Regions from separate parts of the Mus musculus genome. Here region 1 is linked to region 2. The links are chromatin loops, found by intact Hi-C in ENCODE. Cell type or tissue: left cerebral cortex. All regions are shown on one strand. Links, peaks and the distances in the headings refer to the core of each region. The heading gives the core; the rest is flanking DNA.

Evidence for each region. Peaks named below come from ENCODE experiments on the same cell type or tissue, not always from the same donor. Only the 100,000 strongest peaks of a DNase experiment are listed, where the experiment ranks them.
Region 1: a loop joins it to region 2, with 3 times the contacts of the local background. A loop is called at or near these places in 2 of 42 quality-filtered maps.

What each region holds. Positions count from the first base shown.
Region 1 is chr10:119,777,644-119,783,023 of GRCm38, forward strand. The region is part of intron 1 of Grip1 (glutamate receptor interacting protein 1); the gene reads left to right. It overlaps Gm51815 (a long non-coding RNA gene), which reads right to left. Exons shown (of 3, transcript XR_003949037.1): 3 at 4,977-5,380. Among named protein-coding and RNA genes, the nearest start is that of Grip1os2, 19 kb to the left of the region's middle. In left cerebral cortex, for the core only: a CTCF peak has its summit at 2,209; a DNase peak (open chromatin) is centred at 1,999.
Region 2 is chr10:119,689,461-119,694,840 of GRCm38, forward strand. The region is part of intron 1 of Grip1 (glutamate receptor interacting protein 1); the gene reads left to right. Among named protein-coding and RNA genes, the nearest start is that of Gm46207, 55 kb to the right of the region's middle. In left cerebral cortex, for the core only: no CTCF peak of the experiment used is centred there; DNase peaks (open chromatin) are centred at 2,371, 2,513, 2,991, 3,219 and 2 more places; H3K4me3 peaks cover 2,301 bases; H3K27ac peaks cover 651 bases.

The DNA.
Region 1 (5,380 bases), core at 79-5,078, 88 kb after region 2:
CCTTCCATTCTTTTTCCTTTCATTGTATGTCCAATCTACCTGTGTCTGAACCTTAGTGTTCTATTCTCAAATCTCTGCTTCTGATCACTAAGGTTTTTCATGTATGTCAAAACATCTGCAGAGACTGAAGCTCTATGCCAGTCTGCTATTCAATGGGGCTTAGGGTATATGAAACTCAGCCACTCAAGTCTGGTCGTGTGTTATTGGGTGGTAGCACCTATGATGGATAGAAGTGGGAACAGTTAAATTGGCAGGCATCCCATGTCTGTCTTGGAAGGGTTGTGTTTCTTTAGCATGAAGGCATCAGTGTGTTGTTGCTTCTTAGTCAGTTGTTCTCAGTGGTGTCACAGAACCTGAGAGTGTTAGCTGGTTCCCAGAAGTCCATTGCTTCTCTAGTGCTCCCTGCATTTGCCACAGGTTACCATCTGTCACTGGGGAGGGAGGAGAGAGCCCAAATCCTCCGAATGAAAACCGTAGTGATTGTGGATGGATCTAATTGCTATAACTTTCATTTTCCTGATGCAGAAATATCTTTAATGCAATTCCCTCTTGTTGTCATTATAGCCTTCTAGAAAAAGACGGGGTAATATCCATTGTCCTCATGTGTTATAATCTTCAAGTGTGGAAATCAGTGTTATGACTATCTTTCCATTATCTTTAGCTCTCAGAGTGTTTTGTTTTGTTTTACGGGGCTATACTCAGACAATAATGCCATCCTAGAGAGTCCCAGCATGCCTCTTTTCTAGTAATTGGTATTAGTGGCACCTCCTTTCATTCTAAAATTTTTCCTAATTGGACAATAAATTATATAGTCATCCTCTGTCTCTATTATAGGGTGTAGGAGGGTTTTTTTTTCCTCCTGCAGATTTATAGATCTCCAGGGTGTTCTATGAGAAAGAATCAACAATTTATACAGGCATCTTCCTTTCTGTATATACAAAGAGCATAAGAGAGAATTTGCACAGGGGGCCATGCCTGGCTGTGTTTATCTTCTTCTTCCCTGAACTTATGGAGACATGGGTTGTTGAGGAACACAGTAAGGAATTTAATTTTAGAGAAATTGCTTAGGAGACATTAGTCTTAATTATTGCTATCTTTTCCTTAGGAATAAAGCTTGAACTTTAATTACTTTGGTGTTCCTTTCCAGAAGGTGGTGTAGTTAGAGTAGATTTTTAGGCTAGACAAATTGGAAAAGAAGTACAAATAAAATCCCCTTCATTGTCTTACTGAAGGCTTCCTCGTCACCATCTTATTCCAATTGTGATGACAGCTCAGAATTAGTGGCCATCCGAGGTGGGAAGAATCCTTCAATGTCATTGACTGTGCTTTTGTAGTTCGGGAGGACAGCCAGCCCCTTTCTGAACAGCTGGAAGAACCTACATCTGAAAGCTAGCTAGGGGTTTAAAGGAAATTGCAGTGCAATTGCTGAAGTCTGGAGTCAGAGAAATGTCTCCATGGAAACTGTACTGTGATGACCCTGGGTAGCATTGATTTGATCAGCGCTCCTATGCCTGTAAATACTTTGTTGCAGGAAACAGGGTGTACCAGTCAACTGTTATCTCCTACACAGAGATTACCAGTTAGTCATCATCTAAACGAAGACACAAAAATGGATAAGACACTTCTTCTCAAACAGGCAAAAATATTTAAAGTTAATATCCTTTAATCTCCACTAAATTAATTTTATTTGTCCATGTTTCTGTGTTGGATTTTAGTGCAATATCATAAACATTTGGAGAAAAGACTAACGTGGTTCTATTTGGATGAACATCCCCATTTTAAGGCATGGGTAATTTTTAGAATGATCTGCTGAAGATTATATTTTCAATTCTCTCTCAGTGCACTAATATAAGTCACTTTGGCAACATGTTCCTTGCATTTGCATAATGACAGAGCATGACAAGATTGGTGATCATTTTTAACTACTGAGCTTCCTGGCACTCTGCTTGCCACCACATCTGTGTGTGCACCATTTCCAAAGCCATGGTGACATCAGATGCACACATTCTCTGAAATCAAGAAATGAACAAACACCTCCCTCAGCCACAAAGTGATTTCTTTCACAATGACCAAAAATACCAAGCCTCAATAAATATGTAAATAAGCTTTGAAGCTTAAAAGTCATATTACACAAAGCTGTCTTGCATGAAGTATTTCCTATAAAATTGACACACAGGCTTTTTGCTTATACAGTTGGCTTGTGCATACTGCCCTCTGTCTACAAAATTCAAGATATTTCATTTTTCTGCCATGAGTTATTGAAGTATGAGAACAGGTTGTTGTAGGTATTTTATCATCTGTAACTTGCTGGGTTTTTCTTTTAATAGAGGGTATTTTCAAACCAAAACTAAGTTACACATCAAAAGATCACTCGGGACTACAGTTTTTAGAAGTTAGACTCTATTTCATGATAAAAACAGAATTGTATAAATATTAATCACAGTCTTGTAATCTGACCAAATCCTATTTTCATAATCTGATCAAATTCCTGTTGGGGGCTGTGTGTGAGCTATGGGAAGGGTGAGGAAGAGAGACTACTCAGTGCCTAAATTGGGATTCCTTCCTGTCTTGAGAGTTTGAGGAACGGGCTGCATGGTGTTATCAAAAATGTGTCAAGACTTGAAACCTAGAGCTGTCGTGATTCAGTGTCCTCCCTCTATGGTGGCACACCTGGCTTGCTCCCACTTCCAGAATCCTGAAATGACAGAGGTCTTCGGATTTTAATTCAGTCCTTCTAGGACTTAAGTGCATGTGCTTCTGACCCATACGCTCACTTGGAAGAACACATCTGAGAGGCTGGAAGATCAAAAATGATAACGTTCAGCTCGGTTGATACCCAGCTTCCTCCGTGAATGTTCTCCATGCAGATTCCAGGAGCTACTTCGTGAGACCTCCATGTCTCCACCTACAGTGAGTCTGTCGGTTCCCAGGACCCTATACAAAGGGATCAGATAGGAAAATCAATGACCAGAACAGCACAGTATCTTCTCTCCTGATTTAAAAACTCTGTTTCCTCAAAGGGAATAAAAGTAAACCAAGAGTATTCACCTAGGCTTGGGACAAATGTAATAACAGTAAGTGGCCTTTTGTGCTTCTGTTTAGGCCATTCACTCCTCTTTTTCAGTGATCTTTTTAACACAGAAAGGGAGTGGAGGAGCTAGATAAAGAAAATAAGGATATTTTTATTTCTCATCAGAAATCACTGTGAGTCTACATGTATCAACCAGAGCAAATCCTACTTCAAAGAAGGGTGTGTAAATAGCTCTAGAAAGCACCATCTATGTGATGGCAAAGAGATAGCCAGGTAAAATATTTACACTGGGTACATACTGTTCCTCCCAGCCCAAGAACTCTCCAGAGACTGGGTAGCCTGGGTGGACGGCCATCTTGGAGAGCACACTCTTAAATGATTCCAAGTAGTTACAACCCCTTAAACTTCTAGATCTGGAGTACCTTCATCCACGTTCCCACTGCAGAGTTGGTGAAGACAGGGTAAAGGAGAGACGCGGCTGAGGGAGTCAGCAACAACCCCTGTGTGGTAAGCCAGAGCAGAGGTTCTCCACCTCCCTAAGGCTGTGACCCTTTAACACAGTTCCTCGTGTTGTGGTGACGACTCCCAAGCATTCTATTCTTCTTGTTGCTACTTCATAACTACAATTTGCTGCCGTTGTGAATCACAATGTGACTATCTGTGCTTTTCTGGTGGTCTTAGGCGGCCCCTATGAAAGGGCTGTTAGCTCCGTAAAGGGGTTGCAAACCATAGATTGAGTACATCGGTTGGAGATCTTTGTATAGCTGCAGGCTCGCTTGTTATTTGTCTGCACAGTTTCCTGTCACTGTGCTCCCAAGAATCGGTCTTAGGGAAAGGTAAGCAAGCATCCACTCATTCAACTTATAAGGAGTGGCTGTCTGCCTTACTCCAGGCAAGCCTATTGACACCGGGTAACAAAAATAAGAAGAACCATTCCTTCCAACAATGCTTTACCTAGAAGGGAGACAGATGGGCTGACAGCAATGCCTTTGTTCAAATCAAACATCCATTCCAAAGTTGTAGAACTAAGCTGAAGGTGAGAGCTGAGGGATCAAACAGGAACATAACAGGAGAGGTACTGGGGACCATGGGCAGGGAGAAGGCTGTCTGCGGAAACATGAGACCACACAATGAATCCCAGAAAGTCCAAGAAAGGTAGCAAGATGGGTCAAGAGCCAAACATGAAGTTAGCTGTGAGGCTGCTCATAACAAAATCCCCATGTACATTGCTAAAGACTATATTTTTATAATCGTGGCAATAGAAAATAGTAGCGAACATGGTTTATGGGAATTTATAAGACTCTCTAGCTACAGTTGAGGAGGGGCTAGGAGAGACCATCTGAAGGCTTGCATTAAATCACTGAGAATCAAAACTGGAAAAAGCAGGGAGCCACCAGAGAGTTTTAGTGAGTATTTTTGAACCTAGACTTGATGAATGGATAAGGAGGTGTATGGTTGCAGAAGAATCAAAAGTAACTTACCTTTATCTTGACTGACTACCGGAAAGATAGAGAACGCATATAATGCATATAATGTATAACTTTTTTTAAAAAAGAAGCTGTCCTTACAATGTATAGCAAATATGACTCAATGGCATGAATTTTCCGGGAATCTACTAAAGTGTGTCAACTGTACATGCACAAAATGGTATTTATTTAATGGCTATCTTTTAATATTTCAAAAGCTGCAAAAACATAGCCATTTTGTGCTGGTCTTATTTGAAGAGGTGATTTAACAATTACAGAGAAGATGGGATTTTTTGATGCATTTACTAATCTGCCATGCTTTGCACAGGCTCCGAGCTCTTGAATACTGTTAAGAATTTCAGAGTTAAATCGTCAATTTTAATAAAGTACAGTGTAAATAGAAGAATTTTTCCATCGAATATTTTACATCCAAGTACATCAAACCCTTCAATTGTGAATTGGATCCTAATTTTATTTGATTTTTTAAAAAATTGCTCATTAGGCTCAAACCAGACCAAACTAAAGTAATGATTAGATTTAGAAAGTAAAACAAATCTCATTTTTTTTTTTTGGTATGAGGTTAGAATACCAACTACTGGACTTAAAAATTATAGCTGAAGACATCTAGGGAGAAATTGTAATAGAATAAAATTCTATGTCTTATAAAGCCAACTGGGTAGTATAGGATTGAGCTGTGCTGGTCATTGAGTGAATGACTGAGTGGATATAAATGATAGTTTCAAGTTGTCCCCGTCTTCGTATATGAAAATTCTCAGCCCTTTCTGTAAGTATGCTGTTACGTTTTTCACTTTGATTGATAACTTAATGAACGGTCCCTGGCCACCCAGGCCTATAGGCTCTGGGCTGGGCAGCAGAATGAAGG
Region 2 (5,380 bases), core at 314-5,313:
AGACACACACACACATAATATTATACAAAATAAATATTTTGAAAAGGAAAACAGCAAATAATAAAATCCTGGGCAAGTGAGATCTCTACTTCTGATAGATAAGTTGTGGACAGTTTCACGTGTCTGGGACTGTTTTTCTGCAAAGATGGCTACTTACTACTGGTTGAGATGTTGGTCTCAGCAAATACTGAAGGTGAGAGTCAGTGAATGTCAGGGGTAAGTTTTAAGTTGCTCTTTCTAAAGGTATCGTCCATTGGCAAGAGCTCTGCTCCTCCGAGTGTGTCGGCCCTTCTGGATTGGAAAGGAGCTTTTAACTAATACACAGCATCCACTCAGGCTACTGTGTAGCTGCCCGTTACAGCGGTAGTTGTAGATGCAGGTAGATAAAATGGGTCTCTGCATTGTTTCTGGAGAACACATGCGTTTTCTAAATTAATTACACCAATGAGGGTATTTGCTTGGTTCAATTAAGAAAAAAAAGATCACTACCCTGCTATTCCTACTCTGTGTCTTGGTTATGGTTTCTATTGTTGTAATGAAACACCATGACCATTATAAGAGCAAGCTGGGGAGGAAAGGGTTTATTTGACTCACACTTCCACAGCACTGTCCATCATTGAAGGAAGTCAGGACAGGAACTCACACAGGGCAGGAACCTGGAGGCAGGAGCTGATGCAGAGGCCATGGAAGGATGCTGCTTACTGGCTTGCTTCGCACCATACAGTCATCTTTCTTATACTACCCAAGACCAGTAGCCCAGGGATGGTCCCGCCCAGGGTGGCCTGGGCCTTCCCCACCCATCCCTAATTGATCTCAAGTTTACCTGCAGCCTGATCTTATGGAGGCATTTTCTCAATTGAGCCTCCTTCTTCTCTGAGGACTTTAGTGGACATAAAACTATCCGGCTCGCTCTGTTTTCAGGAACAATGGCATAGGAAAGACTTGGTATTTCATGCAAGTGACTCTTGGGTAGACAAGATAATCTCTTAATTAGCAGCAGAAACTGTCTACTCCCTGCCCCAACCTTGTTCAGTTGATAAGCTGTGGCCTGGAACCAGTCCTGCGGCTTCTTTTCTTCCCCGAGGAGGGCTACGCACCCTTGTGTAGTGCTCTTAGGCTGATTTGAGAGACCATGCTGCTACTCACTTACTGACCTGTTATTCAAAGTCTCGACTGCACATCTGCAAGCCTCTGCGTAATTGGTTTTAATTGTTCTGCTTTGGTTGAGGAAGCCAGAATAATAACAAAAAGATTCAGAACCTAAGGACGGTGATTTTTGTTGTTGTTGTTGCTGTTGTTTAAAGATGTTCATGAAATGTTTTATAGCATCTTTCTGTCAGCATCGTTAGGTCTGTGTCTCTCGACACAAATCCAGCCTTCTCCAGCATGCAGAATGAGAAACCTCAAAGCATAGGGGAAATTCATGGGAGGATTGCATGTGACTGCACACACTTCAGAGCCAGAACATTCCTGGTCGGTAAATATTTGACTTCCTAAATAAAATTGTCCCGCCTTCATTATGAGCAATCTATATCTGAAAACTGAGCCCTGTCTAAATGCAGGAGAGAGACCAATTGCCTGTGAACCCAACGACAAGTAGTGGGAGTACAGCCAGCCCCCTTGGGGTGGCTTGCACACTCGTTATGATATGGTTATTGAACAACCATTATTCCGTCACAAGGCATTTCTTTAAATTACAATTCTGGGAACAAGGAGCTGAGGAATATCATTAGTCCGCTAGGTAATAGGCTGACATGTGAGTGATGAATTAGACTGGGAACCAAATGACTTGTTCCTCCTGTTAGGAACCCCCATCCATGCGGAGACCCTCTGAAGAAAGACCCTAGAGGAGGGAGTGTTACACAGGAGTCATGTTTTCCCATGTAGCCTCTAGGGAACTTCGGTCCTTTGGACTCAAGTATTTTTGATAGAGTTGGGGGTTTTGTTTTTGTTTTTAAGTTGTTTGTGAATTTTGAAGATAAGGATAAAGGCTTGGACACATTCAATTCAGAGTGGAGTTTCATCTGCCTCTCAGCTCCTGTGTTTTATTGTTAAGCGGTGTGACACCTCTCAGCCTGAATCAACCTGGAGTTCCAAGTTGGATTGTTTGTGTTCCCTTTCCCTGACACCACGCTGCTGGCCGCCGGTCCCTTTACCAGTCCCTTTATTTGCTGTTCCTAAGCCTATGAGAGGCTTCTCTGAGAAGCGCATTTTAATATTTAGATCAAACAGCGATTGGAATACATTAATGCCCAGTGGGTTTGAAAGCAGCTGCTGAGCCTTCTCCCTGCTGCTCCAATTAACACATGCAGCACGCTCAGTCAGCAAGAGGGCTGTGCGTATGGGTGAAACCACTTTGCAAGATCACTAGTGTGGCTTGCCAGAGAGCCGAAGGGTTAACCAGCCTTCCCTACTCCTAAACCGCAGCTTTCTAGGAAGTTTTCCATCCGGCTGCTGTGCTTTGAGCAGAGGAATGCTAATAGGAGTGGGCAGGATTAGCAGGTGGGCAAAGCCAGGCTCTCCCTACTTTGGTTCAGTCCATTGACTAGCGCGCTTCCCCACCCCCGCTCGGTGATGGAGGTGTGGGGTAGTGACATTTTAGTGCTGGGATGCCTCTTGCTTCAAGCTGCATATCTTGAACTTTTGTTTGGTTCTGAAACAAGTTGAAGCCCACAGCTTCGCGGGTTATTTTTCCCCTTTTCCTTCTTTAATTGATATCTTTTATCATAATCTTACTTTTTTTCTCTAACCCACCCATCCTTAAAAAAAAAAAAAAATAGGAGAATTGTCAGTTTCTTGGGCTAAAAGAGAAGTCTTCCCAAGCTACTCCCACGTCGCTGTTGTGTTTTCTCCTGCTGTGGCTGAACTCTCTCAGCCTTGATGGGCACAAGGAGAAAGGCTGGAGGGTGATGAGTCCCGGTCCCCGGGCTTGGTGAGGGTCATTCATGCTCCACCGGCTTGAAGAGCAGCTGGGCTCTCGGCTCTGCTGCTGGCTGCGCCTCTGCCGCGGCTGCCCCGGGAGCCAGTCATGGACCGCTTCCTGGGATTTGTCAAGCAGATTCGGAGATCTAGGAGAAGAAAGGGGAAAAAGTACCGGCCGGAAGAGGACTACCAGGAGGGCTACGAGGATGTCTATTACTATGCTTCGGAGCATTTTCGAAGTAAGCGCTTCCCACCACCACCCCTCCCCTTCCTGGTCCTTCTCACATGCACCGGCTAACAATAAACCTTGCCTGCTTCTTTCCTTTACTCTTAGAGGCAAAAGACTTTCCAGATGGTGTTCTTGGGAAGTGCTAGATCCATCCTGCTTGATTTGTTGAGTGTATGGCCACCGGATCATACCGAGACGCTATTACCAGTGCGGGTCTATACAGAGGTTAAAATTGTAGGTGGAATCGATTGACTCTGTTACTTTAAGGAGCCGTTCGAAAAAGTGTCTTGTAGGTTGGCTAGAATATGTTCTGTTGAAGTTGTAATTTCTTTTCAATCATCTCATGTGCGTGTTGTTTTTTTCTCTCCTTTCGAGATAGAGGAGGTTGATTTGTTTGAAAGTCATTGTTCGTGTTGGAGTTGCTGCTCAGGCTTAATGCTCACCGTCCCAACTTCTGGACAGTTCCCTGGGATGAAGTGTGTGTTGTTTGTACTCTGAAGGTTCAAATGCTTTTTTTCTGATGCTTGTTCATAACCTTGTTATTAAGTTAGGGGAACTGGCTTGCCGTCAGTAGCAGTAGCAATACCTGTAGAATAAAAACAAAAACCACCCACATGGAGACCTTTGTAAATTGACTTTAAAATAGCGGAGGACTAAATTTTTTCTTGTACCTGTCAGGGCTCTAGGTTCCTGGCGAGGCTTAGACGGGTCCCCTTAGATTTAAAATGCTCAGAAATGCCTCAGGGTGAAGAGAGAACGCATTTCCCTGCCAAGATCACTGTGTTTATGTGCCCAGATGAAGGGGAGGCAGGCGACAGCTATGTGTGATCTACATTTTAAAAATTAAAAATCATTCCCTATCTTTTTGAGCAAGGATCATCATGAACTTGTACCCGTATCCCATTTTTTCCCCTTCTGGCTTTTTGAAGTCTAACCATGGCTGTGTCGTATTTATACCTTCTGAGCACTGTCTAATAAATAATTTAGCTCCCAATTTCTGTGGCACTGAAAGCCAGGGGAATTATTTCTCCGTGACAAACCCCCTGCTGTGATTGATGGAGGCTGAGGGGTGAAAACTCACTCACATGGTAGCAGTAACACAATGATGCAAATTGTAGTCCTTTGATATTTGCCTGAACAGTAGTGCCATAATGCTCTTTCAGAGCGTCCTCTGAGTTTTGGAGGTATTTTCATGTTATAATGCTTTTTTTCACGAATAATCTATTATATTATAGTGTAGTGACAGTCTATATCTCCTAAATTTAGCTTCCCTGATATATCCTCAAATTTAACTAAGATTTGTGGCACATCACACACACACACACACACACACACACACACACACACACACACGCCCAGCTTGCATGAGGAAGAAGTCTGAAATGTAGAAAGTGGGACAAGAGCTTAAAAACATTGCTTGGGCTGCTATTCCTTGAACACATTTCTTGTAATCAATACACACCAAGGCTCATCCACACCCTCTGTGATTTGCACTGTGTGATTGCAGTGTGTGTGCGCACAACCTGACTCAAAGTCTTCCAAAATGCTTGCAGTCTCCTCGTGTTGCTGAGGCTTTTCGTGTCTAAAATAAATTTGCTGGAAAGCACTTCAGCCAGGAAAAGCGTTTTCCAAGAACAGCGTAAAAAAGATGATATAATGAAGGAAGTAATCGCCAACTATCAAGTTCAGAAACTCAGAGAAAACCCATTCCTTGTCTGATTCATCAGGGTTGCTCTGAGGACAAGATGCTAACCAGCCAGAGGCGTTGCCTTTACAGGTGAACAGAGCATCCACAGACCTCACCAGAGGCACTCTTTATTTATGGGATGTCGTTGAACACTTGTGGACCTAGCTGGCTGTTGGGTCCCCAACTTTAAGATGCATCATCGTAGGCTGAATATGTCACAGTGAGCCGGCATCTCATCAAACATGAAGTAGCCAGAGCTTTGGCAGAAGGCATGTCACAAAACAGTGATGTCACAGAGCATCTTTGGTTCCAGTGTCAGGGCCTCCTTGAATTAGGCAGAGGGGATTCCATTCCACCTGTATTTTACTGCTTTGGAAAAGCAGACAGAGCAAGCTGACTCTGAAAGCCAACCTTCTCAAATGGGAAATGCAGCCAGATTCAATTAAGTCTGTAGGATTGTCTGTTTCAATTAGTCTTTGGTATAATCTGGTGGGTTATATCCCAAGTACATTAGTCTTTGGTATAATCTGGTGGGTTATATC